Linked DNA regions of Homo sapiens: region 2 is linked to region 1. A link is a loop called in an ENCODE intact Hi-C map of the cell type or tissue named here. Cell type or tissue: PC-3. All regions are shown on one strand. Links, peaks and the distances in the headings refer to the core of each region. The heading gives the core; the rest is flanking DNA.

What was found. Hi-C counts contacts between places; a loop is a spot of excess contacts. Peaks named below come from ENCODE experiments on the same cell type or tissue, not always from the same donor. Only the 100,000 strongest peaks of a DNase experiment are listed, where the experiment ranks them.
Region 2: it touches region 1 in a loop (12-fold over the local background); 1 of 110 quality-filtered maps calls a loop at or near these places.

What each region holds. Positions count from the first base shown.
Region 1 is chr7:117,124,665-117,140,622 of GRCh38, forward strand. ST7 (suppression of tumorigenicity 7) reads left to right here. Exons shown (of 16, transcript NM_001369598.1): 4 at 5,129-5,183; 5 at 5,827-5,942; 6 at 7,221-7,296; 7 at 9,460-9,528; 8 at 11,417-11,571; 9 at 13,771-13,868. All of the region lies in intron 2 of ST7-AS2 (ST7 antisense RNA 2), which reads right to left. Among named protein-coding and RNA genes, the nearest start is that of ST7-AS2, 13 kb to the right of the region's middle. In PC-3, for the core only: no CTCF peak of the experiment used is centred there; DNase peaks (open chromatin) are centred at 7,917 and 8,257; H3K4me3 peaks cover 1,688 bases; H3K27ac peaks cover 2,363 bases.
Region 2 is chr7:117,259,125-117,275,082 of GRCh38, forward strand. It overlaps the pseudogene LOC100421782, the pseudogene MTND2P37, the pseudogene MTND4P6 and the pseudogene MTCYBP6. Among named protein-coding and RNA genes, the nearest start is that of WNT2, 56 kb to the right of the region's middle. In PC-3, for the core only: no CTCF peak of the experiment used is centred there; DNase peaks (open chromatin) are centred at 10,457, 10,957 and 11,437; H3K4me3 peaks cover 959 bases; H3K27ac peaks cover 2,092 bases.

The DNA.
Region 1 (15,958 bases), core at 6,496-8,995:
ATGTGGTCCTAATCTTCTGTGTGTGACCTTGGGCAAGTTGTTTAACTTTGCTATGTCTTAGTATCTTAATCTGCAAACATGGGAATAGCAGTAATGTCTACTGCATAAAGTCATTTCAGCATTAAATGAGGTCATGTGGAAATGTCAGGTCAGAGGACAGCCATTTGGCAGTGTGCCCAGATGAGCTGATTTCTCTACAAATACGACTGTGGAGAATGGCAGTCACTTGGAGGTATGGCTTTGTGGTCAGCCGGGCTTACTCACTAGCTGAGTGACTCTTTATATCCAGGCCATTCAGTGCTTTCATTTCAAATATATCCCTCAGCAAAACTGCAAAATGCTACATGTCAAGGACCTTTCGGGCTGCTCTCTAATAGTCTTAATGAGGGTAAACTCACCAAAATCTAATGGATGTGTTGAAAGTGATTATCTTAGCCAGTGTTTTTCACATCTTTTTAAAATCCTTTGACACTAAAATTTGTGCTCTAGTACAAATTAGGTCTCCAGTTAAATGATGATAATACCTAAAATAGTTTTAGTAGCTAGTGAACACTTACTTAGTAAAGTTATTTCATAATTTCCACATTATTTGGTAGGGTTGGTTGACTTAGGTGAAAAATGACCAATGAGAAGTGCATGACAGATGCTGTTACAGATTTAACCATCTCGACAGTATTCTTGAAGAAAGTGGTACATTATCTTGAATAGGAGGCCAAAATAATGGTCTTAAAATTCACATTTACTTATATCTTTTGTTATTTCATAAAGAATTTGAGATAGTAACATATTTGTTGAATTGAAAGCTACCTACATATTTTTGTGCCTTTACTTCTAATCATTGTTTCAAAATAACATTTTGAAGTTATGAAACAGTTAAAGCTTAATTATTTAAGAATATGGATATTTTTACTAATAATGATTGCTTTAAATTGATCTGAATAATGTAGAGAATTGGGTATTCATTTCTGAGATATCAAAGCTAATAAACATATGCACAATCACTTGTCAGAAATTGACTGGCTTGGGGTTAATTTTATAATACAAGCCAATGAAACTTTAGCTAGCACCCTTTTCTGTTGTACTTTGAAACTAAAGTGTTTAAAAGTGTTAAAAAGTTCCTAATGTTTTTCCAGGGGAGTTTTTAAAAATTGTTTCTTTAGTGAAAAATCTAACTGATGGATTCACAATATTTCCAAAATATGATGTTGCAGGGTTTAACAGGTTTGTTGCATGTAATGGATAAGAGTCGGGCAGTCTGGACACCAGGCCTTAATCTCATTTACCATAGACCTTAGGGAAATTAGCTTTTCTGTACTTTTTACTTATGTAAAAAGGGTGTAATATATACCCCTAACTAATGTATGTAAGGAATGTAGATAAATCGAGCTTTAAGCCCCTTTACAGAAAGGATCCATGAAAATCAAGCTCATAGCAACAACAAAAGTTGCTGCTACTACTGTTTGTAATAACATTGTCATGCTTATCCATACTTTAGATTCTGGGAAGATGTGGTAACTTTTTAGTATAAGAAACCCTTCTGGGCCTTGAATTAGCAATTTATAATTTTTGAAGTCCCCATGACTAGGGATTTTCTATCTTTTTTTTAATTTTAGAAAAAAGTTTTCAGAGTTAAATTGGGTGTAGAATAATATTTTCTTTCTGTGTGATTAAAAGCTCTGTGACTATAGAGCCTTTTTTTTGTTTGTTTTATGAGAATTGAGTTCTCTTCTCTTGAGTATTGTGACAAAGGGAAAAGTCTGTGGTTCTCTCAGAATATTTATTCCCTCTGTAGAGCTTCTTCAGGTGGGTGCCAGTTAGTTCAATACCCTTTTCACTTTTCTGCCAAGGCTAAATGTTCCTCTAAGACATAAGCTATTATCTTTTTTTGTAACCCATGGCCTAATTGAGAGATTAATGCATAATTACCCACTCAATACATGTTTAAACCACACAGTCTTATGAGTGATGGGGTGGGCATTGCAGAAGAGTAGAAGAGTATGAAAAGACATGAAATAAATAAGTATGATTGTGATGGAAGGTTTTAGTAGGGAATAGTGAGAGGGAGGGCTGAAAAAAAAGGATTAGAGCTTGCTTTTAGAAGTACTTAGCTGTAGATAGTAAACATTATTCTTTAGGTTCTTTGTCTCTCACAAAGAAGCTTGTAATGATCTCATTATGACAAAGTAGGGAATCTCTTCCGCAGACTTTGGGAACTAAGCAAGTGCTATTCAATATTTGCTGCTGCCCTTTTTCTTGAATTTCATTCTTGCATGTGTGCTAAGGATGGAACATTTCTGTCAGCACTTGTGAGTAGAGACTGCACTGTGAATTGCTGCATATGGAACTATAGAGAGCATGTTTGTTGTATCAAGGGTATATTTTTAACTATATTATTATTGATATTAGCAAGTTCATGATGAAGTCCCAATCAACTTCTAGTGCATCTTGAGGGCATTAAAATTGTTGATGTTAATGGAGAATGGAAAATTCCTTTTTGGAGGTAAAATTTTAAATCTGATTTGAAATAAGGAATTTATTCCTTAAAGGAACACATAAGAAACTCTTACCCTCTAGAGATCTAAGTACTTCCTGACTTAAATCTTCATATTCTAATATGCTTGGCATTTACATCCTTTGTCTCTATCACTAAACCATCACATAGCCTGATATTTATGAGGTATGTTACCTAGAGTGATTCTAGATTGAGTTTTTGCAGACAAGATAAGATTATGGAACAGAGGGACAAAGAAGAAATTAACATAGCTGTGGCCTAATTTTAAAGCACAACTTTGACATGTGCTCATGTGTGACCTCTAGGTTGCTTGTTTCTTAAAATAAAAATATACCTGTCTTGCACCTTCAATTTAAAGGGCATAACTAATGAAGACATTTCTTAGATACTTCTTCATTACATGTTTTATTCTCACTTAGAACAGTTTACATCTGTTACAATTACTTAGATCCTTTTTTCTAAGTTTTAGGGATAGTTAAACTGAATGCAGCACACATATATGACACCAATGTTAACACAGATTTCTTTTTAAGCTCAGTTCTCTAATGGAAGTCATAAAAGCAATATTTCACAATGTTTGCTGCACCCCCTGCTGGCTGTATTGTGACACTTCTTAAATAAAGAGCATCTTTAGATACTGCTCAGTGAATACTTTAGGTATATACATGATTTATCTTTGGAGTTATTTTTTGTTTAGAAATAATTTCAATTGCATCTGATATATAATAGAGTCGAAATTTTAATTGAAAACAGTTTTCTTTGTGATTTGTCAATTGATGTTTAAACAGTGTTTATCCTTCCAGGTAGTATGATGATGTATTTGTTGGAGACAAAATATTTGCCCTAGCCTTTTTACTAATATTTCAGATGAGATTCTGTGGAGGAGAAGCATCTCCCCAAATGTCCTTGTTTTATAGTAAATAATTCTACCACGAGGATCCTTATCCATAAATCTATATTCATGTTTATTTTGTGCTAGATACAGATCTTGCAATATTCATGAAGCTTTAAGAAGAGCACTTTGAATCTTAAAAGAGATTCTCTGAGCAGGGGTTGGCAGTGGTGAGGTCCAGGTAGTTATAATAGCCATAAGAGCAGGGATTATGGTTATTGAGCTCACCAGTGTGTTTCAAGCCATGATCTGGAGTCAAGGTGTTAGTGATTCCTCTAAGGGGAGAAAAAATAATTACAGGAAGCATAATTTTGTAGTTAATGCCATATGAAGTGACAGCCATCAAATCTCAGTTTCACAAGAACAAAATTCAGAGATGCTAAATTAAGTGGACAAAGATCATTTTCTAAATGGCAAGTTAAGCTAAGTGACAAAAAATTTAGGGCCATTATTTATAAATATTGTGTAAATTTTAAGTGGGATCCTGCCCTAATTTAGAAATAAGTACATCTTCTTTAAATGAAAACACGTATTCCTGTTATGTGTATATCCTTTACTATTTTAACAAATATTTGTTGAGATTACACACATGTTCCCAGAGTGCTTTGTGTTCTCCATTATCACACTGTGTTGAAATTGATGGTTTACTTATTTCCTCCAGTGGGTGCTCAAATTAATGCTCAGTGGATGGATGGATGTTGAATGTACAGGACTGAGGGTAGGATCCTAATGAATCACCACGTGGCCTTCAATGTCCTTTGGATTTCTGCAATAATTGCTCACTTTTTTGTACATATGTTGTTGGATGTGGTTTTTGCTGGTTGCACACGCACATAGATGTTTTGAATACTATTAACTGATTTTTTTATAATAAAATCTTATTCATCCAAAATCTAGTATTCTGAATCAGTAGAAAGTCTTAATCATAGACTGTTTTAAAAGAATTGTAGTTTATTAGTCATATGCTTACCATTATAACACAGTCTTAAAGTTAATGCTTGGCTTTTCTAAGTTAAAGTCCTTTTGTTCTAAATTTCTGTGGTCCTGGTATAATAAAGAGGTATGACCTATTAGGATGTGCTAACATGATGATATTAGTATGATGATTAGTATATGTATCTGTGCAAGTAAATGATATTAAAATGCTTTGAGACAATTTCTTTTAATTGCATTTCTTCCTACAATATGGTAATCTTATTAATTTTCTTATTCCTTTCCTGTAAGGCAAAAGCAAACTGGTAAATTATCATAAAATCACTGTTAGCATGAACCCAAATTAAGACTATAAGGCTGTTTGCATATTATACTCTATAGTTTGTCTTGTCATGTACAACGTTATTATGAGGTATGTTTTAGACTGACAGAAAATAGTTTTACTTCTGCCTATACTTTTATCTATAAGGTTTTAGAAGTAAATTCATAGAATCAGTTTGGACCTCTTGAAATAATTTTAGGAGTTATGAACTAGCTGATTTTGGCATGCATCTTGATTTGGCAAGTGAGGAAACTCAGGCCCAGAGAGATTAGGCAAAACTTTCCAAAGTCCCGGAGCCTGAGCCACATTTTGTGATTAACCACCCAGAGTTTTTCCACATTGCTTCCCATGTAAAGGGTAGTGAATAGAATTATCTTATCAAATGGCAGGAAGGGTGTTTTGCTGAATTAATTAGCTTGTAGTGTCACTGAACTTACGCGTAACATTTTCATATTTCTCTTTGTTGCAGAATGCAAAGTATGGCGAAATCCACTAAATTTATTTAGGGGTGCTGAATACAATCGGTAAGCATTTTGACAGCTTGGGAAACAAATGGGTCTGGTTCAGAGAGCAAAGACAGCAGCAAATGTTTTTGCTGGTTCATTTAGGGGTCATTGTAACAGTCTATGTAGTGCGTCCATTTTTTAATACTATCTTCAAATGTTTTGATTTTTCTGTTTTATAAATATTTTAGCACTAGATTTGGGATAATGTACAAAAATGTGTAGTTTTTAGAGTTTTTGTATTAACAGTTATTCTTTTCAATATATACTATACATTGAAAACATTTTGAAGCTTACCTGGAATATGGTTATAGAGATGTCGCAGAAGTTATGTTGGAATTTAGTTTAGCAAAGTAATTAGGCAAATTAGAATTTTCATAGCTTTAGGAAAGTGTCTATTCATAATATGAATTAGGGAAGGTTTTCATTAGCAAGGGCTAGTAAATTTTAAGACAAAAACACAGGAGAAAATGTTTATTTCTTTTGACTGATATAATTCCTGAAGGGAGAATAAGATGATTTTTAAAAATTTTTTTTATTCATTAGCAAAGCTATTTTAGTATTCAGTTAATGGTCTATATTTCAACGCCTCTGCAGCTTAATATTTTATAGGTCTTGCTTTTCTCTCTCAAAAGTGTCTAATCATCTTATTTCTCCTTTGCAGGTATACTTGGGTGACAGGACGAGAGCCTCTTACTTACTATGACATGAATCTCTCTGCCCAAGACCACCAGACATTCTTTACTTGTGACTCGGACCATCTGCGTCCCGCAGATGCAAGTATGAAAAATCCATACATCCTTCTGAATGGGAGGGCTTTTTGGCTTAAGTGTCAAGATTTCTGCTTTTAGAATATCCACTCTGTAAAACTCCAATGAATAAAATATTAAATTGTTGATTGACTAATAAGAACCCAGAACTCTGATAATTAAGTAAACCTTTATCACAATGAAGTATTTATGTTGAAATGAGTCCCCTCATAATAATTTGAATCATGATTTTTAAAAATATATCGAAGTTGGTTTTATATATTTTAAAGAAATATGAATCTTATATGAAGCTAATGAAGTTCTTGGTTGAGTTAGCATGAAGGCCTTATCTCCTTTATGATATTCAAAGTAGAAATTGGAATTTACTGGATTCAGATGATTAATGAATATATTTTAGTGACTTTTATTTGCCTATTTATAGGTTAACTAGCATCGAATGGGGTCATGGCCTTGGCTATTGGAGTCTAGATGTGTGTTCCATCTGAGAAAATACTTTGTTTAGTGTGTATTTTACATTACTTGAGTTTCAGATAATTCAACTGAAATTTTTTGTTATAAAATTTATTCAAAGTAAATAGGTGAAAAAATGTTTTTGAAAGGGAACCTCTACACACTCTAAAATAATTTATAAAATACAAATTTATAAAATAAATAAGGAGATTGTTACTCCTTTGTAAAATGGTACTCTTTGCTATGGTAGAAACATCATGGTACAGTAAATATTCCCATTGAGCTTCCCACCATATGTTCAGAAACTGCTCTGATGTATAAAAGCTAGGTTTGCAGGTAAATTTGGGATATAAGTACACATGTTAAGCAAAAGCTTAAGCATTTTTTACTGACCCACGCATAATTCTTGAAATGGTTTCAGAATGTTCTAACACCAAGAGTCTGTGTTAAGTGCTTCGGAAAATGACCAATTATGTTGTATCTAAGTGAATGAAAAGGTTGGTAGCAATGTCATCTCAAAATGCATAAAATATATTCTCCAAGAACAAATGACATTAATGTGCAAAAGACACGCAAAATCTCTGTTAGAGTGCCTTTTCTTGATTTCCTTAGCCTGTAGTTTTGTGAGCACAAAAAAGGTTTGCTATCAGCAGTTGAAATACTGTGGAATAGCACATTAATACACTAATATGACTTTGGAGATTTTGGCCAACCCTCTTAGCAATGAAATATGTTCTTGTAATTTAAGCTGACACTCCTAATTTAGCTCTTGTCCTCTACTGAGTCTACCTAATTATATGTATGGATTGACTTGGTGTTTTCTCTTTTTCTTAAATAGTAATGCAGAAAGCCTGGAGAGAGAGAAACCCCCAAGCTAGGATTTCTGCAGCTCATGAAGCCTTGGAGATAAATGAGTAAGTGGGGGAAAATCTTGCTGTTAAAAAGGAAATCTCATCCTTTGCTGAATATATTCAGTTGCCATTGATAGGATACTTAAATTAAACTGCATTTGAACTGGAGGATTATTTGGGGAGTTATTACTCTATTTAAAAAAGTTTTTTTTTTAAATGAAGGACAGCCACCATGTGGAGGTGGTTTTAGTCATTTTATGAATTCAATGGCTTTGCTGTGATCCTAAATTAATTTCTTGAAGGGCTATCCCTAGGATATTGTGAGGATATAAAATAAATACAATTCTTTACATATCTAAAACATTCTGACAGGGAAAATTTTCCAGATGTAGAATGCTCATCTGCACTAGAACATTTTCTAGTAGAACTTCTGCTAGTGGGGAAAACATGATAACAACATAAGGTTTAAAAAAAAAATTTTAGAAAATACTTCAAGATTAAGACAAAGATAAGAGGAAATGCTGTCTTGAGTGTTGTTAAACATTCTGTGGGTTACCAAGGAAGGCTGGGAAATCTCTTCTGGAGATCTCAGAAAATGAGAAAGATTCTTAAAGTTGGAGTCATAAAAACTCAGGGTTGGCAGAGACCTTAAAGGTCACTTAGCTGAACCACCCATCTGGTGCTTGAATCACCTCAACACTATCCTTGCCAAGTGGTCATTGTTAAACTATTTTATGATTTTTCTGAAGAAGGTTACAGAATCTTCTTCAGAGATCTTAGGGAAAAAAAAAAAAGATTGTCGTGAGAGTTGAAAATCCTGCCATTGTAACCAGTTGATCTACGGTTTCTGATTCTGTCATGCAACATATTTATTTTCCAGTTTCTTGTCATCTACAAATTCGATATGCCTGCCTTCTGTGTGTCATCCATATTTCTGAGAAAAATATGAAGGCCAGGAATAGAGCCCTGTGACATGACATAGAAACTACCCTCCAGGTTCATGTCTTCATGAATCACCATCTTTTGTATTGTTCACTCAATTACTAAGCCACCCAGTTACACTGTGACTCAGCTCATATTTCTCCATTTGGATCTTAAGAATGCCAATCGTAGCTGCGGATCTTAAATTTATAGTAAATCTATTACAGTAAATTAAGCTAGCACAATCTGATTTATTTATTCTTAGTGAATATAAGCTGGCTTCTAGTCGTCACTACTTTCTTTTTAAAGTGCTTGGAGACCATTCCTTTAATAATCCATTAGAATATCTTTCCAAATCACTGTGTTCTGTAGTTTGGGAAGTCTGCCTTCTTCCCCTTTTTGAAAATTTATGCTACATTTATCATCTCATCTTCTAGCACCTCTCCATTCTTTGTGATTCCTCAACTATCCACAGAGAGCAATTCCATGGCCTGCCTACAAGGTCTTTCGGTTTCCTGGGATTTGCCCATCCAGTCCAGTAATTCATTTAGAATGGATCAATTATTTGCTATCTTACATCTTTTTACCCATTTTAGAGTTTAATTTCTTCTCCCTTTTTCAGTCTGACAGTCATTCTCCTTGATAGAGAAGCCAGGAACAAAATAGGAGGGAGAGAGTTTTGCTTTTTCTTTATTATCTACTGCTTTTAACAATAAACCTTCCTTGTTTTGATGTTATTATGTTGTTTGTCTTTTTTTTTTACTTATTTGCCTTTGTGACATGGGGACGGTGATAGGGCCTTAAATATAATTTTAAAATAGGGAATAAATGGTTGTCTTTAGTATTTTATTTTGTTTTATTATTATTATTATTATTGTTATTTTTGCAAGCTTCAGCTAATTTGGAATTGTAGCTCTCCTGACATTATTCTTATAAGCTCATTCCACTCTCTTATAGACCATCATTACATGCCCTCTTTCCATCTTTTAAAATATGTCCTTTAAAAATCTGACCTGGGAGAAATCTCTGTGAAGCCGTGTTGGTTACTTAAGTGCCACCCCTCTTTTCTTCCTGAGAGGATCATTTGTGATTGCAGTTACAGTTGAACATTTGGAAGCTGCTCAACCCTCTTAAACCATTTTTCCTTCTGAATCTCATGCCATTGAATCATGCCTCTTTTCTTTGAATTTTTTGAAGTCCACCTTCCCCTCTTTGATTACCCTGAACTCCGAAATGACATAGTGACTCTCTCTGAATGTTCCTATCAATTTTCATTTTACCAACTATTTTTTTCTTCTTGGTCAGAATTAGGTCCAGAGTTGAAGTTCCCCTAATTGCTTCCTCTACCATCTGGGAGATAAAATTGTTACCAAAGTAAGTCAAGAACCTGTTGGGTGCCCTACTTCTAACCAAATGAGACTTCTAGTGGATATCTGGATGGTTGACACCCCCATCACCACACTTTCTTGCTTCTGTATGTGTATTGTGTTGTGACAAGGATGCATCATCTATATCTTCCATCGAGCTGAGCAGTCTGTTCTGTACTCCCCAACCATTAGCACTTCTATTGCTCTCTCCTTTTTCCTTCACTCACAAGCTCTTAGCATGTTTCTATCCCAAACTCATGCGTTTCCACATAGATGTATGTTTCTTGGCCAGTAGTGCTACTCTGCCTCTCCTCCTAAGAATACCATTTGAAATATAAATAAGCAAAGCAAGCAAGCTAGCCCCAACCATTCTTGGGTTCCCAGCCCAACAACTACAATCTTATAGCTAATTCCTCTGATACTGTATCTACCACTCAGTATTACAATCTCAATTTTCACTTCATTACCCTTGCCTCATATTTATATGTTGGCATCTGAAGCCTTAAGCATTTCTTCTGATGCCTGTCCCAGTTATTTTCTCCAGTGAATCACTTGTATAGTTTCAGCATCATTATGGTTCTTTCCAAGTCATGGATGCTGCCATCTGTAGAAATTGGTTTTATAGCTGTTTTTCTGGGCATTTTTCTCCCTACCTCACCACATTGTTTAAAGCCCCATTGATGGTTCCTGCCTGAAATTAGAGAGACTGGCTAAAGACCTTACAGACCCTTCCTAAGGCTAAGATTAACTAGTAGCCCCAGCCCTTACATTAGCTGTGAAGTTCAGCCTCCTTTTCCTAGCTGGCTATTGCAGTTTGTGGACAGTAAAAGTAACATTTGGTTTTACTTTCTGTTTATTTTCTCTCTTGTGGTCTGATGGAAATAAGTAGGGAAATGGCCACAAGTGAGGCAGTGGGGAAGGAGAGTGAAAGGATGGGTGCAGGACCTGCGTGGTCTGTTACAGCCTCACCACTTCCCTATTACATTCCCTTTCTTTGGCAGTGGGTTGTTCCTCATATGCTTTGGAAGGTTTAAATTCACAAGAACTCCCCATGTTCATTAATTATCCTTTTGGCTTCCCACCTAAGAGGGTTGTTGAAAAGATTATATGAGATGATATATGTTAAGTGCCTGGTACAGTGCTTAATATATACTAAGCAACAAGTGGTAGCTATTGTTGTTGAAGGCATGAGATTTAACTTGTTAGCTACTGTGGCTGAGTCAGATTTTGAGTTCTTCAGAAATAACACTACTTGTAGGTTCTTCCAGTGTTCTCTGAAGCAGAAAGTCAGTGCTAACTGTAAAGAGATGTTGAAGCACTGTGTTTTTTTTCAGTGAGTAACTTGATTTAACGAATTTCTTATTCTGAAGAAATCCTTAGATTGAAGATAATCTGTGTTTAGTTAACAGAAGTAAACCTGTATATAGCACCTCTAACTTTGAGTGTTGGAAGGAACTATTTAATAACAGCTGTTATCATCACCATCACTAGCTGACATTTATTGAGCACTTAACCACATGCTGGCTACTGTACTGAGCACTTTACATGCATCACCTTACTTAACCTTCACAACAACACTGTGAACAAAGATTCCATGTTGTTCTCCATCAGGGAGGCAGAGTAAGAACTTGCCCAAAGTGACACACTAATATAAAGGGTGAAGTCCACATGTGAGCCCCATGCTCTTAACACTACGCATCCTACCTCTCAAGCTAAAATACAGATGTTTCTTTTGTACCATTATTTTGTGTCAGCAACTACAAACAGGAGTGCATGAACCAGTTGGCCACTCTGCATGTTTTGGCGTAACTCCTTGCCTTTCTGCATGAGCTCCTACAGTCTATTACCATGTCCTTGGCTTTGTAATTGATGGTGGCTATTATCTGAATGAACAGGTGTGCAACTGCTTATATTCTCTTGGCTGAAGAGGAAGCAACAACCATTGCTGAAGCAGAAAAATTATTTAAGCAGGCCCTGAAGGCTGGAGATGGCTGTTACCGACGCTCTCAGCAGCTACAACATCATGGATCCCAGTATGAAGCCCAACATAGTAAGGTTTCCTGCAGGTTGATGCATTGGGGGATCAGAATTGTAAAAATTATTAATCAGAGCAAATTTTTAGTCCAGTTCAAAATATGATTCTCCTAGACAAGAGAAAATATTGGCTTTTGCTTTGTTTTTATTAATTTTCTTCTTTCCTATAAGTGCAGTTAGTAAATAATTAACTTACAGCTTCATTGCTGTTTATATTCACATTCTCTTTCCTGCCCATAGATTCCTAACCGCAGAAATAAATGGCAGTAACCTTTAATAGTAACCTTTTTTCCTCCTGAGTTCTTACATATTTCTGTTCATCAGTTGCTTCTGCTCACAACTTTAAAACCCAGATGGGAAACAGGATTTAAATTAGCCATAGTGTTAGCAAAGGTTTTATCTTATAGATCTTCTACAACATGGATTGAAATAGGACAATTAAGAATATAAGTTATTGGTGATTGTATCAGCATTTATCTCTTACATAAGAAACATTGGTATTGGCTTCCAGAGAGAAAGAGCCATGAGCTCCTAGTTATTTATCTTTTTTATATTAAAATAATGCCTTTTTAAACTCCCCAAAAAACGCCTTTTTAAATTTAAGATAACTCTTTAAAATCTGAGACCTTTCACTTCAGTATACTAAACTGAAAGCCAATGACATTTCGTGGGGGAACAGTATAGAAACAAAACAACGAAATCATTTCTGGAATTCCCTGAGCCCCTCGACTCATCAGTTTGTTTGTTGTTGAAGCAGAAATTTAGCAGTCCTTGTGGTAAGAGAGTTAAGTATTTCCATGGTCCAACCAAAATTTGAGAGTATTTCCATGGTCCAACCAAAATTCACAAAGTTATTTTGTTTCTCACTTAGTTTCTCCCTCCTGAAACTTAGAGAGTAGGGATGTATCTCCTTCATATTTGAGATTATAAAATTAAATGTTAACGTTAAACTTGGGTTTGGTGTAGAAACTGACTGCATTAGTCCCCATAACTAAGGTGCCAGCAAAATCTTTGCATTATAGCCTGCATATACATGAGTATGTCCTCACATGTACCACATCAATTCCTAAGTTTTTATTTTTATTCTGCAGCATATATATGCTAATAAAGTCTCTAATCACCATCTATGTCTCACTTTTTAATAAAAAAGTATTTTAGTGTAATGCAGTGCATTTTGAAGACATGTAGTAAATGTGTATTTTGTGAACTAAATGGAAATCAATACATAAAATTACATAACCTATAATACAACATTAATTTTCTTTCTTTTCTTCTCTAAATTAAATCTTTTCAACCTGTTGCCTAAATCCATCCAAAAATATAATCACATTTTTAAAATAATTTGTAGGTACTTGGCAGATTTTCAGCACACATCTTGTTCTCATTGTTTAAGTCTTGAAATGTTAGGACTTTGGTCTTAACATCTTTTAATAGCTGCATATTATACATGTACTTAATCTATAACAGGTGTGTCATATTTTCTCAAACATGGTAATTTTTATCGAGGATTAAGCACATGCATGTTCTCATTGGTCTGAAAACATATCCAACAAGACATATAATTAAATAAAAGATTAAGATTAGAAATTGTTAACGTACTTTTTAAGAGTCATTTTAGTGATTGTTGTTACAACTATTTAGCTTGTCAATTCTTTCTCTAACACTAGGGTAGTTTTTCATTTTGTTGCATACTCTATTGTCATATCTGGAATGTGTTATATTGCCATCTAAAATCAACTGCTTAGGGGACCTGGAGATGATTATGATGTCACTAGTGTTAGGGAAAGAATAATATAAAGCAGAAGTTTAAGATGAGGCTTCTCCAGACTTAATGTCAAGAATGAAAAAAAAATAGTTCATCAGGATGTAACCTGAGATTCACCTCTGCATCTTTACCAAAAGAATGCACGCTTGAAGAATGTGGAATTCCTGCTTGTAAACCGTATACACTGTGGGTATGTTCATTTTCGCAGCACTTTGTGGCAGATGATTTTATTTATTATCAAATATTCAACATCCTCACTCAAAAGCATGGATTAGGTAATTAGTCAGATGATTTGACCTTTGGGAGTCTAAGTGCTTTTACTTTACTTGATCTTCATTCTACTATTAACAAAGTTGTCAGTGCTATGAAAATTTCCTTTAGGGGCAAGGCAAATGGGCCTCTGTATTTTTTTTTTTTTTAAATGTTGGTGTTTTATATCTCCCTCTTCAGGACGAGACACCAATGTCTTGGTGTACATCAAAAGAAGGCTAGCAATGTGTGCCAGAAGACTCGGGAGGACCAGGGAAGCAGTGAAAATGATGAGAGATGTGAGTTTGAGTTTGTGTTTGGGATCAGTGGCTTACAGATATAGGAGCCCGCTGAATGGCCATAGCAGTCTGTACCAGTGATGGTGTGGTGGTCCCATGGGTTCTGGAGCCAGACTGTGTGGGGTTCAACTCTAGTTCCCAATTTACTAGATGAATGATGTATGTTGGGCAAGTTACTCAGCTTCTCTTTGCCCTAGTTTCTTCATCTCTAAAATGGGAACAACAATAACAGTCCTCACAATTACTTCTTAGAATTTTTTCGAGGACTAAATGAGATAATACATACAAGCTTCTAATAGAGTGGCTGGCATATTTTAAAAATGTCAATAGATGTCCTTATTAAACCTTTGGGGCTGCAGCTGGAAGCCAATAATGAGACCAGCCATGTTAGCAAACTGATTTTTTTTCTGTGTAGTTGTTAGGAAGATTCGAATTAATTATGGGTCAAATTACTACTCTCAAATTTAATAATATTATGAGTTAATCCTATTGTAGTTGTTTCAAGCATTTTCCTAGATTCTTGAACCAGGATTCTTTATTAGTAGTCAAGACAAAAGAAGAGAGCAAATAGGTGGAAGTTTTAAAACAAAAGAGAACCAAGGGAGGTTATTATTATGTAACTTTAAAACAAAACAGAGGTTTTAAGGGAAACCAGTTGGGGAACTTGGATTTCCGTGTTTTTTGTTAATAGGAAATACTTTTCATAAAGAAACTGACACCAGTATGAATTGTATTTATAGGCTATTTTCTTTTTAAAAACAATCTCAGAAAACCTTTGTCAACATTTCATTCTTTTGCTGAATTAGAAGGCATACATAACTGCCTATTATAAAAATGAAAGAACCAAGCGGCAAGATAAAAGTGGCATCTTGCTCAATTCTCAGCTCATGGATTTGAGCACACTAGGACTGCACACTTGGTGAGCCTTTTCTGAGTTTGTCTCTGGAAAGACAGTTATTCTTGTGAATTCCCGGTTACTCTTTGGAGGAGGGAGCACCAACACTCAACGCTCACCCCTGGTTATTTCTGCAAGTTACAGCATGATGTGAGAAGGCCCAAGTGAGACTCATGCTTTGGTTTTGGCCACTCCATTAGGCAACAGTGTAGCCCCCAAATCTGAGGAGAGGAACTAGAAGGGAAGGTTATAAAGTATTTCTCTTTGACTGCAGGTGATAGATGCTCTCTAGGAAAGAGAATCTCCCTCAATTAAATTATTTTGTTTGAAGGAAGAATTCAAAGAATGTTATATGGTATAAGTGCTAATTTTAAGAAAAGGAGATTTCTGCCGAGATATGAACTTGCTCTCAAAGCTTTTTAACTTACAGAAATTCCATCCTTTGATATACTTCATCCCTCTGCCAGTCACTTTGGCTCTGAAGGAGCTGGGTGTTTTATGAAGGATGAGGTATTTCTCTATCTTAACCTGGCCCAGCCACATTCAGCTTTTAAACAGAGTTTTCTTAACTTTAATTAGCTTGGAACAGGCATGCATTGAGGAGCTAATTTTGGTGATTTTCTTGAGTGCTTAAGCAACTTAATAGGAGGAACAAATTCTGATGATTTTAATTTCAGGTTTTTTCTGTCAGTCTCTTGGTTATCATAATTTTCAGTACATATAAAATTTCATGTGATTAAAATCAATGCATCTACATTATGATTTGCTTTTTGTTTACTATTATTTTATACTTACAATTCCATTGATTGACCTAGTTCACATGTAGATCTTGGGGGAGAGATGGATGCAGTGGGAGAAACACTAAGCAGGAGTCAAAACACCTGGATGTGGATCTCAGCTTTGCTCTTTACCAGCTTCATGACCCAAGGCAACTTATTAATACCTTTTATGTGCTTTTCATTTAGTCTTCTGTAAATTGGGGATAATGATTCTTACCTGAAACGATAATTGACTGGGAGAATTAAATAAGATAATGTGAAAACACCTGACATATAGTAGGCATGCTTACAATTTTTTTTCCGATTTTTCTCCGTTATATAAATATGCCATCATTTGCTTGACCATTCTCCTGATGGACATTTTACGATATTTCTAATTTATTTTTCTTGAATGAATTGATCACTCAGTTAATTTC
Region 2 (15,958 bases), core at 9,091-11,590, 140 kb after region 1:
AGGGTAAACTCTGTGTGTGTGTGTGTGTGTGTGTGTGTGTGTGTGTGTGTGTGTGTGTGTGCATGTGTCTGTGTGTATACACCACTTCTCCTGTCAATGGCTTCTAATCGTCCCTCATTCTTAGCATGATGTAATTAAGCAACAAACTCACATTTTGTGATCCTTGTGGTAGGTTGTACAGAGGGAAGAATAGAAACTTAAAGTAAGATTGGCCTGGTTTCACTCTCTGCTTGGTCCAAACCTCAACTTGTGCCTAGAATTAGCAACCGGAGGAGAAAATGGCCAGCAGAGAGTCTACCCAAGAAGACTAGACTAAATTTCCAGGGGAATTTAGTTTTTTTTTGTCCTTGAGTTGCTTCTACAACTCTTCAATGTCTTTAAAAAGTAAGTTTTTGAAAACTGTTTTTTCTAATTGTCACAGTGGGAGGATTGGCCTCCTCCAGGCTACTACCTCTTACCTGAAGGCATGGGTGAGGTTTTTAAGCTAGTGGGTCTGTGTACTGTAAATACTAGGTATAAAATGAAGACACAAATCAATTTAGAGCAGGATCTCATTATGAAAGGAGTCATTTGCATACCCAGACTTAGTTATGCTAATATAAGAACACTGCTAGACTCTCCTTACCATGGGGTGAGGACATAGCAGAATCTTTGAAAAATTCCTGTGGTTTATCAGTTTGCAAAAAGATCCCTGGAGGCTTATAGTATGGAATGACTGTGAGACTCCACCCTCATCTTCCTAAGAATTGAATTAGAGAAATCTGTTTTTAAGAGTGTGGCCCTAAAAAATATCTGCTGGCATGAAAGGATCTCAAGGTCCCCTAAGGGGAATTCATTATGAGAGTGTCTGCTCATGATTCCCGTTCAACATAAAAGCATGGAGGTTCTTTGGGAAGGAGAGGTTCTAGCAAAACATGTAAGTGAGGCTGAAGAACCCATGGATCTACCCACCAAGACATATTGTCATTCTTTGAGAACAATAGCTGAATATGTGAGTGAAAAATAAAAGAGCTATGCCCTTGGGACCCAAGTGTGAGCTTTGGGCTGTTCAGGGATCTGCACTGGTAAGAGTATACCTGATCTTTGAGCTAGAGTCCTTGCAACTCTGCAGGGCCAGTGTTCAATAATGGGGTTCTATGTAAGTAACAGAAGCAGTAATGCTGGTAGGCTAAAGAGACTTTCCAGTTAGGCTGCTTGGGAATACTAACCCATTTAGATTCAATGAGCCTTGGGGATTCTTGGATAGTTTGCAGTGGGAGCCTCAAGAGAGAGATCTTGGATTTCTACTAATTAGGATTGGAGGAAAATGTGTAAATCTGGTAAAGAGGGTTATACCAGCTATACCAGCTTTCAAGCTCTAGTTATTCATTTGTAATGGGAGTAGGGACAGAGTATAAGGGAAGAAAATTCTAGTAGCATGATAATATTAGTGTTTTAAGACAACCAGCTCTTAGGGATCATTAGGCTTTTGAGATCCTTTTACTCAACCACAGGAAATCAGAGTGTGAGTTTCTGATGCTTTCATGGACAGGTCATTATATATACGCCAGACTTACTTGAAGACACTTTCTGAGCCACGTGATAAATAGCAGGCTATTGCAATTACTACATAAAATTGGAGTTTTCTTGACTTTAAGAAGAGTTTTGGAAGTAGTAAGCATAGTTAATGCTCTCCTATTCTTGTATTTTAATTGTTGCAGGTTATTTTTCATTAGATTAACACTAAGAAGTCAATATTGTAATCTATTTGTGGCTCTCAGAAAACGTACAATAATTTCAGTTTAACCAATTTACAAAACAATCTTGGCAAGAATTTGGTTTGCATACTTATGAGAGATTCAAAGCTGGGTACTACCTTTATGGTATGAATTTGTACCAGGCATGATGAGAATTTTTTTTGAACGTGTACATCAGAATTGCTTGAAGAACAGTTGAGTCTTATGTTTACTCATTCCTTTATTTGAAAAAGCGTATGAACTTATTGAATACTTGCTGTATGCCTGAGTGCTTTATCGTGGAATCCAGATTGAGAAGTGAGAAGAGAAATTGGTGTAGGGAAAGGGAAGAAGGGAGGGAGCCTGCCTAAAGGAAATACTCCCAATCATCCTTGGCTAATGTGTATTGGAATTGTAGCTTTATAGATTAGATTAATTTTAGTGAAAAGTTGACGTTTTATAATATTAGGTCTATTGTTGTATTATCTCCATTCATTCAAAGTATCTCCTTTTCATTACTAAAGTTTTGTAGGTTTCTGTCTTAATAGTTCTGCATAGCAGTTACTGTTTATTCCTAAGTATTTTTTGTTTCTGCTATGAGTTTCTACTACCCTAAACAGTTGCCCAGCTTTCAGTAAGTCCTTCCCACATCCACACATACAAATTCACTCTCCTTCTTTTAGGTTGACTGAAGAGGTGTAAAAATTATTTTCATCTTTCTGTGAGATAAATTATTCATTTTTTGTTATAATGTTTATCTTTAAATTTTAACATGCTTACTTAACAATGCCTGAAGTTTATCAATACTTCTACCCTTCTAAACAATTTAAGTTAAACTGCTTAAAATTGATCACTCCATTTCCATCTTGATATTGTTGCCAATACTTTGTCTCACTTTGTTTCACTTTGTTTTATTACCAGACATTAGTAATTACTAGTTATTTCTAAATATTCACTATTGTCTACATTTGACTGCACAAGTACAAATTTCTTTATTCATCATATCTTCTTGCATCTCAGTTCTTCCTTTTAGAATATATTTCCTTTTTCCTGAAGTTCCTAGACAGAGTATGCTCTTCGTAGATTTTGTCTCAAAATGTCTTTATGTTGTCCTTGCTCTTTAATGATAATTCAGCTGGATATAAAGTTACACGTTGACATTTATTTTCTTTCAAGAAATTTGAAAATATGATTCCATTGTCTTCTGCTTTCTATCAGTGCTTTGAAAAAGTCTGCTATTAGTTTGATTATTGTTCTTTTTTAGACAACTTTTCTCTCTGGTAGCTTTTTGTGTCTTCTCTTTTTCTTCTACTCTCTACAGTGTCTCAGCAATATGTTTTGTTATAGATTTATTTTGTTAATTCTACCTGGTAGTTATGCTTCTTGAAACAGGTTTTATATATTTCATCCATTCTGGAAAACAGTCATTTTCCCCATTTTCTCTCTCTTTCTGGAACTTCTAGTATAAGTATATGAGGAACCTTTTCATTCAATCTTTCATGTCTCTTAATCCCTTTTGTATTTTTTCTTTATATCTTGGACAACATTCTGGGTAATTTCTTTAAATCTATCTCTTACCTACTTCATTAACTTTTTCTTTAGCTGAATCTATTTTTTTCTGATCAGCAGAAAAACATCCACTGAGTTTTTTTAAAAAGACCTATTTAATCAACATCAAGATCAGACTCTTATAGTGATCAACAATATGCATACAAAAATAAGTATATTATAAAACTTTTGTTGTAATGCTTCATACTTTCCACAGGAAAAAAACTAAAATTTCTGTTATATAGTTAGTCACAAGAACTATCTTTATGGATTTTTGCTCATAGGAGTATGTTCTAAAGCATCTCTTTTTGTAGGATGTAGATCCTGCCACCGCAGTTGGCTGAGTTAATAAACTTGTTGTAACCTGTAGCTTTCCTGTTATTTTTCAGGCTTTCCTCTTTTGCTAAGCACTTTTTTTTGGCAGTAATTAAAATCTTCTGCCACTGCTATAGCTTCTCCTGATGCTAATACAACCATAACCACCTTGGTTTTGTGGTTTGGCAAAGTATTGGCTCTCCCAGTATAAGAACCGGAGCTTCTGCTCCATGATCTCCTTCCTTTATGGGTCCAGAATTTGAAGATTATTGTAATTGCCATTGTCCACTGTCGCTTCCACCACCTCCAAAATTGCTTCTATCATTACCAACACCATTATAACTATCCCCACTGGCATCATATCCACCACCATCATGGCTGCCACCAAAGCTATCACAACCATTGTAATTTCCTCCATAATTAAAGTTGCCATTCCCTCTAAAATAACCTCCACAACGACTGCTGAAGTTTTCAGAACCACTTTGACCTAGATAAGGCACTTACAATCTCTTGCTTAGCCAGGGATTTCCCTACTTCACAGTTATGGCCATTCATAGTATGTTGTTTCCGAATGACAATCTTATCCATGAACTTATGGTCACCAAAGTTTACAGAAGCAAAGACTCTCCTCATCACTGCCCCAGTCTGTAATGATTTCACTTCAGTCAATCTTCCTATACTGCTATGTATTATCTGTTATGAGAACGATAGATGCAGTTGCCTGTGTAAGGAAATATTTAGTGGCTGCTTCTGTAGAGCGGGGTTTTTTTTTTGTTTTTTTTTTAATGAAGATTGGGATAAGGGGATGGAATTTAGGCTTAGCCTATAATTACATTAATTTTATTGTCCCTAGGAGGTTTACCTCCATTAACAGGATTTCTGCCTAAATGAGTCATCATTCAAGAACTTACAAAAAACAACAGTCTTATTTCCCCAACCATTATAGCTATTATAACCCTACTCAACCTATACTTTTACATATGCTTAATTTACTCTGGCTCAGTGACAATATTCCCCACATCCAATAACATAAAAATAAAATGACAGTTTGAAAACACAAAGCCCACATTATTCCTCCTCCCACTTATCTCTTCTACCTTCCTTTTACCCATTTCCCCATTAACACTATCTATGATCTAGAAATTTAGGTTAAACAAGACCAATGGCCTTCAAAGCCATTGAACATCACCCGTCCAATGAATCCCCTCCCCCATGAAAAAAGTTTTATGTTTCTATGTTAATTATCCCACAGATTTCTTAAATTATAGCATTCACAGACACAGAACTAATCATATTTTATATTCTCTTTGAAGCTACACTTATCCCTACACTAATCTTTATTATCTGCTGAAGTAACCAACCAGAACACCTCAATGCAAGCTCGTATTTCCTATTTTATACACTAGTAGGGTCTCTCCCCTTATTATACTTATTTATACCCAAAATACCTTAGGTTCACTAAATATAATAATGACATTCAGTACCCAGGAACTACTAGTCTCCTGATCCAACAATCTCATATGATTAGCATGTATCATAGCTTTTATAGTAAAAATACCCCTATATGGACTTCACCTATGACTCCCTGAGGCTTATGTAGAAGAAACCCCCATTGCTGGCTCAATAGTACTTGCAGCAGTGCTCCTAAAATTAGGTGGTCATGGTATAATACAGCTCACCCTCACCCTTAGCATTGACTTAATGGGCAGAATATTATGCTTTGTTGTTTGGACTTATGTAGTACAGGAATAACTGCTAGAATGAGAAGAGCGAATAGAAGGGCCAGTATAACTCCTAGTTTATTAGGAATGGATTGTAAGATTGTATAATCTTCCTATACTGCTCAAAATAATCTCTTACATGTTGTTCTTCAATGTCTTCCTTAATGCCACAAAGATCTTTTTCATAGGTAACTGGGCACCTGGTCTTTGGTAAAATTTTTAAAAAATATCCCTCTTTGATTTCACAACTCTTCCACCACCTTGTGTGGACTTCCATTCATGACTGAATCTGCTTGCACCATGGTGGCATATATGACAAACCTAAAGATTCTGGAGTGCTTAGTGTGTGCGTCTTTCATTACCACACAATCTGTGTGCATTTCCCATTACTGAAAATGGCTCTTCCATCTCTTATGATTATTTTAATGAAGAGCTTCTGCAGTTCTTTGGGCTCTTTGGGACACTGACTAAGACATGACTGCAACAGGAGGAGACTTTAACTGTGTTTCCTCTGTTGTGGCCACAGGCAGAAAATCACAGAGTTTTTCATATCAGTGGTTATATTTTTAATTTCTGGGTAATTCCTTCCTTCCCTCCCTCCCTCCCTCCCTCCCTTCCTTCCCTCCCTCCCTCCCTTCCTTCCCTCCCTCCCTCCCTTCCTTCCCTCCCTCCCTCCCTTCCTTCCTTCCCTCCCTCCTTCCTTCCCTCCCTCCCTCCTCCCTCTCTCCTGCCTCCCTCCCTTTTTTTTTTTCAAGGTCTTGCTCTGTCATCCAGGCTGGAGTGTAGTAGTGCAAACATAGCTCACTGCGGCCTTGACCTCCGGGGCTCAAGCAATCCTTCTGCCTCAGCCCCCTCAAGGAACTGGTACTACAGGTGCATGCCAAAACACCTGGCTGATTTGTGTACTTTTTTTAATAGAAATGGGGTTTCGCTGTGTTGCCCAGGTTGGTCTTGAACTCTTGAGCTCAAGCAATTTGCCTGTCTCAACTTCCCAAAGTTCTGGGATTATAGGCGTGAGCCACCACACCTGGCCCTGGGTGTTCTCTTTCAAACATCTTTTAGCTTAATCTTTTTTCTTTTTCTTTTCTTTTCTTTTTTTTTTTCTTTCTTTTTTTTTTTTTTTTTTGAGACTAAGTCTTGCTCTGTTGCCCAGGCTGGAGTGCAGTGGTGGGATCTCGGCTCACTACAACCTCTGCCTTCTGAGTTCAAGCAATTCTCCTGCCTCAGCCTGGCTAATTTTTGTATTCTTGTTAATTCGACCTGCGTAATCAAGCATTAGGCAGGGGCTTGGAGAAAACTCTTAAATTATGATTCATACCATGTCTAAGTTGATACATAATATTTTACAACCATCATCAACTGTGGATGGACTCTCTACATGACAGAGAAAACAGATTTTTCGTGACCAGAAGTCTCAGATTTTCTGCAAGAATCTAAAAACTATTGTATTTTATTTTTTGAGAAGGAGTTTCACTGTTGTCACCCAGGCTGGAGTGGAATGGTGCCACCTTGGATCACTGCAACCTCTGCCTCCTGGGTTCAAGCAATTCTCTTCCCTCAGTCTCTTGAGTAGCTGGGATAGCAGGCACCTGCTACCATGCCCAGCTAATTTTTGTATTTTTAGTAGAGACGCCATTTTGCCATGTTGGCCAGGCTGGTCTTGAACTCCTGACCTCAGGTGATTTGCACACCTCAGCCTCCCAAAGTGCTGGGATTACAGGTGTGAGCCACCACGCCTGGCCCATCTTTTTTCTTTAAATATTATGTACCTTATTTATGTATTGTTCATTTTTAATTTTATTGTTCTAAACAGATTTATTTATATAATCAGTCTGTAATAATTTTATTATCTAATATTCTTGGGAGTCTAAGTCTATGATTTGTTTGTTCTATGACTCTTCATCATGGTGGCTTATTTTGTGGTATGTTTTGTAATTTTGAATTATGAACTCAGGTTTGGTGAAATTTTTATCTGTGGGAATCCCCTTCAGCCTGGTTAAAAATGTGAGCTTCAAGGAGGTTTTGCCTTTGCATCTGCTCAATCCAGAAAGTATTTAAAGGTTGATTTCTTAATTAAACAATTCCTGGCATATACAAATTATGTAAATTCTAACATCAGAATAAGGTGAGAAGAGCATGTCAGCTGTAAATGGTCAGAGGACACATTTTCTCTATTACAATTCTATTTTACAACAGACTAGTTCTTTGCTGATTCCCTGAGGTTGTGGTCAGGTTTTTCCTTTATTAAATACATAGCTCTTTGAAGAGTTTGACTTTAGCTTTATTTCCTACACCAACGTGGTCTTCAAAACCCAAACATCTAAACAGAAACATTAGTCAACTTCTATTGGGGTACCGAAACTTGGATTTTCAGCTTTCTCTTCATTTTGGTCTTTGGAGCTTTCCTATATTAGAGACTGAAGGTTGGGAGAGTACACTTATACATTTCAAAAGATGTTTATTTTACTTTATGCAAAATTTCTAGGCATTTGTAGCCAGGGGCTTTTTTGAGAAATATTTGGTATGCCATATTACCAGAAATATTTATGTCTCATTTATTTCATTTATCTTATGCTATGGTGTTTCCCAAACACTAGGGAAAAATGTTTGGCAGATTGTAAATTGTACCAGATATTTGTTGAATAAATAATTGTTGAATTAAGGAATAAAGCTGGATAACATCCACATATTTTAGAAGAAATTTTCAGAAGATAGATTCTTAACTCCAGGCAGCAGCAGTAAGGATGGGGATTTTAGGCACTGTTCAAGGACAATGAAAGGAAAATGATACTTGGAGATGAGTTGTTCCCTGTCATGGGTGTTAATATATTCTACCTAGGGGTCTGATTCTGCTATAGTTGCTATTAGGAAAAAGGCTTACATGTCCAAGGAATAGAAAAATTTCCTTTGGCCATCGTCTCACTCTATTTATTGCTCCAAAAGAATGAATCATTTGAATACAATAAAAGTTGATTTAAAAAAAAGAATCAAATTCTAGGAAGGATTAAACTCCCTAGATTTTATTTACTTATTTAACATACCGCCTTCTTCATGATCTCACATTCCTTAACAGCTTTCTCACAGATTAAAATGCATAACTGGGGACAGTTTTTTTCCCCATCATGAATAAACATGAGTGTAAATCTATTCCATATACTTTTAGAATAATTATAATAAAAATTCTCCATCCTCTCCTTTGACCCCTTGTTTAAGATTTCATTTATACAAAGATTCCCTCACTTGCCTTCACTCCTCAGATATTCATGTGAGGACTTGTCCTTGGTTCCCCTACTTTCTGAACAGGTTTCCCTTTTATTAATTTGGCCACCATCAGAAACAACCCCAATCACAAGTTTGGACTAAGTGACCAGTCAACTGGATATCAATTGGAGGTCAGTGCTAGGAACCTATGTTCATCCCTGCTGGACTGTTTCTAGATTAGAAGGTGTATTAGTCTGTTTTCACTCTGCTGATAAAGACATACCCGAGATTGGGTAATTCAAAAGAAAAAGAGGTTTAATGGACTTACAGTTCCACAAGGCTGGGGAGGCCTCATAAGCATGGTGGAAGGCAAAAGGCAAGTCTTACATGATGGCAGGCAAAAGAGAATGAGAACCAAGTGAAAAGGGAAACCCCTTATAAAACCATCAGATCTCATGAGACTTATTCACTACCATGAGAACAGTATGGGGGAAACCGCCCCCCATGATTCAATTATCTTCCACAGGGTACCTCCCACAACACATGGGAATTATGGGAGCTACAATTCAAGATGAGATTTGGCTGAGGACACAGCCAAATCATATCAGAAGGGGAGAGATTACCTTTTGTTTCTAGAAGCATTATCCAATAATCTAGTATTGTACAAATCTTCCCAGTTTCCTTTATGAAGAGAAAGAACACCCATACTTCATGTTACAGGAAGCAAAAATCTTATCGTTAATAGATGCCAATATCATATTTACATGTAGTTTTTGCCTTTAAAATATTTTAAAATACATCGTTACATTTGAAAGCAAGTCTGAAAAATATTTCTTAGACATTGTTGCTAAGAAAATTCTTCCTTCTTCAATGAGAGGGCAAGATTACTATGAAAAATATTTTTTAAATTATTGACATGTTAATTCAATCTGATTAATCAAGCATTAGGCAGAGGCTTGGAGAAAACTCTTAAATTATGATTCATACCATGTCTAAGTTGATACATAGTATTTTAGAACCATCATCAACTAGGGACTGACTCTCTACATGACAGAGAAAGCAGGTTTCTCATGACCAGAAATCTCAGATTTTCTGCAAGAATCTAAAAACTATTTTATTTTATTTTTTAAGACTGAGTTTCACTCTTGTCGCCTAGGCTAGAGTAGAATGGTGCCATCTTGGCTCACTGCAACTTCTGCCTCCCGGTTTCAAGCGATTCTCTTGCCTCAGCCTCTCGAGTAGCTGGGATTGCAGGCACCTGCTACCATGCCCAGCTAATTTTTGTATTTTTAGTAGAGACAGTGTTTCACCATGTTGCCCAGGCTGGTCTTGAACTCCTGACCTCAGGTGATCTGCCCACCTTGGCCTCCCAAAGTGCTGGGATTACAGGCGTGAGCCACTGTGCCTGGCTTATTTTATTTTAAGGAAAAGTGCCTGTTGTGTATAATTCAAAGTTACTTTCCGTTAGAGTTATGTTCAGTATGTACCTACATATGATTTGCTATCTAAATTTCATATAAATTAAATAAAAATCATGGAAATATTTTGGCCATCCATGTATCCTCTTTTTTGCTTAGAGAATATGATCATTGAACTGGTCATTTTCAATAGCCAGTTGGACGAATGAATACTCATTGAGTTCTAATCACAGGGAGCTCTGGTATACTAGAAAGGACACTGGAGTGAGAGTTAGAAGACAAATACTTGAGTTCAGGCTGTGCCTCTTATATGCTTATAAGTCTTTTATTACCTGGAGCAAATTACCATATCTGAAACTTGGCTCATCTCAATATCCGTATCTAAGGGTGGTTCTAAGCACCAAATCCAATCCAAGTACTTTACAAAGTGCTTGTCAAGTAAAAGGAAAAGTGTTCGGTGTTAGTCCTTCCAGAAGGTTCTGAGCAAGTGTATGTTTGTCTTAGTCACCATTACATTTCCAGTACGTAGCACAGTGGTTGACTCATAGGAGATGCTCAATACAGCCTTACTGAATGAATAATAACTGTTCTTCCCTGAAGATGATTCAGAGTGTCTTGCTCATATCACAGTTCGAATCATGAAGTTTCTTTTGTTTTCCCATGAATAACATCTGGAGGTTGGAATAAATAATCTGCAAAGTTCCTTCCAAATGTGACATTCTGTGATGCCAGGAATTTTCACTCTCGGGATCCTGAAGTGTCATGTAAACTCACTGCTGTGTTGAAGTCCCATATCTGTATGACAGAACAATAATAATTTTCAGAAACTGTTTAATTATCTGTCTACAATATATAGATCAGGGGAATCATCTTGACTTGCTCATTCCGTTGGTTCAGAAAAATTAAAAGAAATTTGCCAATGAATGGCTAATAGCCAAAGGAAATATTCAAATTCATTTGTCTGTATAGACAGTCTGCTGAGTAATTCTTACTCCAGTTACTAAATCCTGTAGAAGAGGAAAATTTCTCATCTGTGAATCATGATTCTAATAAAATCTCCAAGGGCTGGTGTAAATACTTTTAAAAACACAAGTGCTTATTATTTCATGAGAGTTGCTGAGAAGATAAGGCATTGTTTATAGTTACAGCAATATATAGGAAAATTAAACCCGTACTCCCTTCTCCTTCTAGTTGTACTCTTAGGCTGGGAATATTTGTCTTGATTAAGCACGATTCCAAAATGACAATTCAGGGTTCGAGGCCTTTCATGAAGCCTTCATTACTATTGGAGAATAATGATCCTGGGGCAGATGCCAAAGATTATATGGGTGGGTAGACTTTTGGAGACACCGAGTCAGATTTTGTTTTCTGTTTTTCCTGCTATTTCTTCGGCTGGTGGGCGACCTCCACCTGTAACCTGAAGCACCTAAACATTTACAGATGGGTTTGTGACGCTCCCCAGCCTCTGCTTAAGTCACCAGTGTGAGCAGTCCAGCTGAGTGAATCCTGGTTGCATCTTCGTCATTTAATTATTTGAACTGGGTTTACGGGCAGTAATGTGACTCCTCTCGTCTGTGGAACTTAGGAAGGCCTACGATGCTATTAAAAGAGGACTGGGTGAACTGCCTGGGGAAATCCAGGGCCTATGATTCAATTACAGGGGCTTTCACGGGGTCAGTCACTACCCAGAAATTACAAAATCAAGTTAAGGGTCCAAAAATAGCCTACATGTTAAATTGATCATGTTGATCAGATTTTAATCATGCTCTTATCTAGAACTAGATAATACCATGAAGGAACAGATCACGAACTATTTGTTCATCCAAGCGGTTCTTGTCTGATCGTTACTTCGTTGGGCAGCATAAAATATAAATTCAGTTTCGCCCATGAATTGTCATGGCAAAGACAGGCTTTCTGATTACTTCTGTCAGTTGTCAACTGCCCCAGATTCTCCAGCCAGCTGGGGTTACCCTTCTTTTTTTCTTTGAGACAGACTCTCCCCCAGTTGCCCAAGCTGGAGTGCAGTGGTCAATCTCGGCTCACTGCAACCTCTGCCTCCCAGGTTCAAGTGATTCTTCTGTCTCAGCCTCCCGAATAGCTGGGATTACAGGCTTGTGCTACCACGTCCGGTTAATTTTTGTATTTTTAGTAGAGACAGGATTTCACCATGTTGGCCAGGCTGGTCTCAAACTTCTGACATCAAGTGATCTGCCTGCCTTGTCCTCTGAAAGTGCTGGGATTACAGGCGTGAGCCACTGCGCCCAGCCTAGGGTTACCCATCTTGTTGTCCACCACCCACACTGTTGGTTTTTTTTTTCTGCACTCTACTTCATTTTACCTCCAGCATGTGCTCCCCGTTTCCCACCCTTTACTGGCACACATTAGACAGTATTTCAGTTTGTTCTCTGCTAAAATATCAGCTGGACCACACCAAGGGTACACGTGGTGGGGCAACTGGCAGTGAGGAGGGGCGTTTCAATGAACAAACTGCAAATGAGACCCATCCTGACCTTAAACTTGAAATTCTCTCTCTTCACTTGAAACCCAGACTTTCTTCATTTTGCAGGGTCTCCTCCTCATTATTACTCTCCCTGCTGACTATCTTGAGCAACTCAAAAGTGTTTAATTATTCGCTGCAGATGTCTGCTGTTCTCACTCCTCCACCTTTCCAGGCATATGTATCTTGGGGATTTGGGGTTTTCTGTTTTTGTTTTTCCCACTGAGAGTATTGTGAAACTGAAGAATTCCTAAAAACTCTGCCTCCAGCTTCTAAAACCACATTATTGTTTCTCCTTGTTACCCTTCCATCCTTTGTCTGATTCCCCACAGTTAATGCCCATCCTAGAAACCCAGGAGCCTCACGCTTGCACAGACTCCAGGGACACACAGTGCGGGCCTACAGGAGCTTCCAGTCAAGTTTTAGCCTTTTTTATTCTGCCCCATGATGCTGAGGGGTTTCACAACTACCCCTTTTCCTAAAGATTCCTTCCTAGGAAGCCTGATACATTAATACTAAGAAGGAATCCCATTCAACTAATGTTCCCGATGAGGTGTTCCTAACCGAAAGTGGCTTGCATTTTAATAGAGGGCTTAACCCAAAGTGTTAGACCAGTGGTTCTCAACTGAGAACAATTTCACTCTCACCCCTCCTTCCTTCCCTGGGGAACATTTGGCAATGTCTGGAGACATTTTTGGTTGTCACAGCAGGGAGTCAAGGGAGTTACTTCTGGCATATAGTTGGGGGGTAGAGACTAGGGTTGCTTCTAAACATCCTACAATGTTAGGACAGCCCTGTCACACAAGAAGTTAGAAAACAGGAAAATTTCATTGACAATTTCAGGGCAAAAATATTTGGGGGAGATGTCCTTTGAAAAACACACAAAGACACATGAATCACCACCCCTTTTTATTTGAATTTTTTAAGATATAGGGTCTTGCTGTATTGCCCAGGCTTGAGAGAAGTGGCACCATCATAGCTCTCTGTAGCCTCAAACTACTGGGCTCAAGTCATCCTCCCACCTCAGCCTCCTAAGTAGCTAGAACTACAGGTGTGTGCCATCACACCCAGCTAATTTTATTTTATTTTATTTTGTAGAGACAGGGGTCTTGCTATTTTGCCCAGGCTGGTCTTAAACTCCTGGCCTTAAGTGATCCTCCTGGCCTTAAGTGATCCTCCTGCTTTGGTCTCCTAAAGTGCTAGCATTACAGGCATGAGCCACCACACCCGGCCACTCTCTCTTTTTCAGATCATCTAAGTAGGTGTGGTAGTTTCCAGATGGGTGGATGGAATCCTAGAGGGACAGTGTGCAGTCTAATCACGGGGCTACAATGCGGTGCTTGAAGTGCAGAACCCGTGCCTTAGTCAGCCAGGTTGCCCCAAAATATAGCTCATCTGAGAGGAAAAAGTGGGGAGGGCGGACTTCCTTTTCAGAGGAGAGTTTATTCCCATTTTCTGAGCTTTTACTGCTTGATAGAAGTAGCCCCCAAAATCAGGATGCACAGATTTCAGTAACCAGGCAAGGGATGCTCCATGTTTCTCACCAAGCAGAGAAAATGCTATTTCAACCCAGAGTCAGCACTTACAGGGAACGCAATAATTTGAGAAGTTGATGGGTGTGAGTTAGCTGCTAGGGAAAGACACCAAATGTATAAACACTGACAAAACATGCTAACATCAAGAGAGGGCAAGCACTCAGATTGGTGCACACAGGAAAACACAGGGCGAAAATGTGGCATAATTTCTCAATTTTTAACCTAAGTCTTACCAATCAACTCACAAGAATAGCTATCAGTGAGGCAAGTCAATTGCCTTCCTTGAACATCTTTACAAACTTGAAAGATGCCTCTTGATTGAGTTGTTTGAAGTACGGTCCTGAGAAAAGACAAGGGAATAGTTCCCATAACCTGCAGGGACTTCTTTTCACCAGAGGGTTTGGCAAGACTACCATGAGTTTAAAATAACAGAGTTAACACTGAAAATTCACTTTATTATGTTTTGATTTCAAAGAAAACGTAGACTTGTAAATAACAATAGTTCTTTGTAACAATCTGCATGACACTTTTATTAGCTAGTGGAAGTGGGAGGTTTGGTTAAACAGGAATCCATGTGAATATTGGGGGGAAGAAAGCTAGAGCTGGAACAACTATGATTTAGAAAAATAATAATCATGTTGGGTTTTGCAAACCACCTGTCACCTTGCTGATCCCCAGAAAAATGTAAAGAACAGTCTCATGGATGAGTGAAAATTTTCTCTGCCTAGATAAGGAGAAGGTCAAAAGACGCACAGCTTAGCTGTCAGCTCCCACCAGCAGATTGCTTTTCAGAGGCTCAGTGTGGACCTGACAAAAGCTATTTACCAGCTTTGGAACTGGCAAGGTTTATTTGTTGAGTACAACTCTTGCTCTTAAGATAAGGAAACCCACGTTGAGGTACAGTAAATAGACACGAAAGAATGGTTCTGGTCCATTGGACACCCCTCTGAGCCTTTATTTTGAGAGTCGGCAAGAGGAGAGATGAATGTTTTTCAGCTGAGCGAGACAACAGCCCCGGGCCAGCTTTTAATAACCCAGAAGTAATAACAATAACCCGCCTGAACAAGCCGGCCAGGAAAGCGCATGCACGGTCATGTTGTCCGCTTCTGAGACAGCCCTGCTTTAGGTCTGTTAGAGTTGATGTGAGGTTCCTTCATAAATTAATATGGCCTAGAAACGTCGATGTGAAACTGGATTTTCTGACTTTAAAGCTACCTTCTTTGAAAAAGAAATGTAATGCCTGATTTTTTTTCAGACTTTGTAATAATTCTAGTTAAAAAAAGAATACAGTTGTGACCATTTCAAAACACCTCTTGAAATTAATATTGGCTGCCTGGAACAGAGCTACACAATAGGTATGGACAATCTGAGCCATGGCTGGGGTCCCTGAGCCCAGTGGGCCTCATGATGGCTCAGGAAGTAGGTGCTGAATGTAGGGACAGGGAAGTGACAGCAGGAAGAAAGGTGGGGGTTACCAACAAAAGCAGAAAAAGCCACTGGCCCCCACCCCCCATTTTGTTTAAGAGACATAGTCTCACTCTGTCACCCAGGCTGGAGTGCGATGGCGCTATCTCTGCTCACTGCAACCTCCGCCTCCTGGGTTCAAGTGATTCTCCTGCCTCAGCCTCCTGAGTAGCTGGGATTACAGGCACCCACCACGCCTGGCTAATTTTTGTATTTTTAGTAGAGACGGAGTTTCACCATGTTGGTCAGGCTAGTCTCAAACTCCTGACCTCAAGTGATCCACTCGCCTTGGCCTCCCAAAGTGCTGGGGTTACAGGCATGAGCCACTGTGCCTGGCCTGGAAAAAGCCACTGCCCTTGATCACCAAGCTTGGCCAGTCACCTGGCAAAAGTTACCAGGTTCTTTCCCTCTCACGTTCCCTCCCAACATCTGGTGCCACCCAGATGCCACATGATAGATCCCTCTTTTCAGATGTTTATTTCAATCTGGTGACACCTGGAGAAGGGAGAGCAGATAGCATTCTGGGTTGCCCTATGCCTCTCCT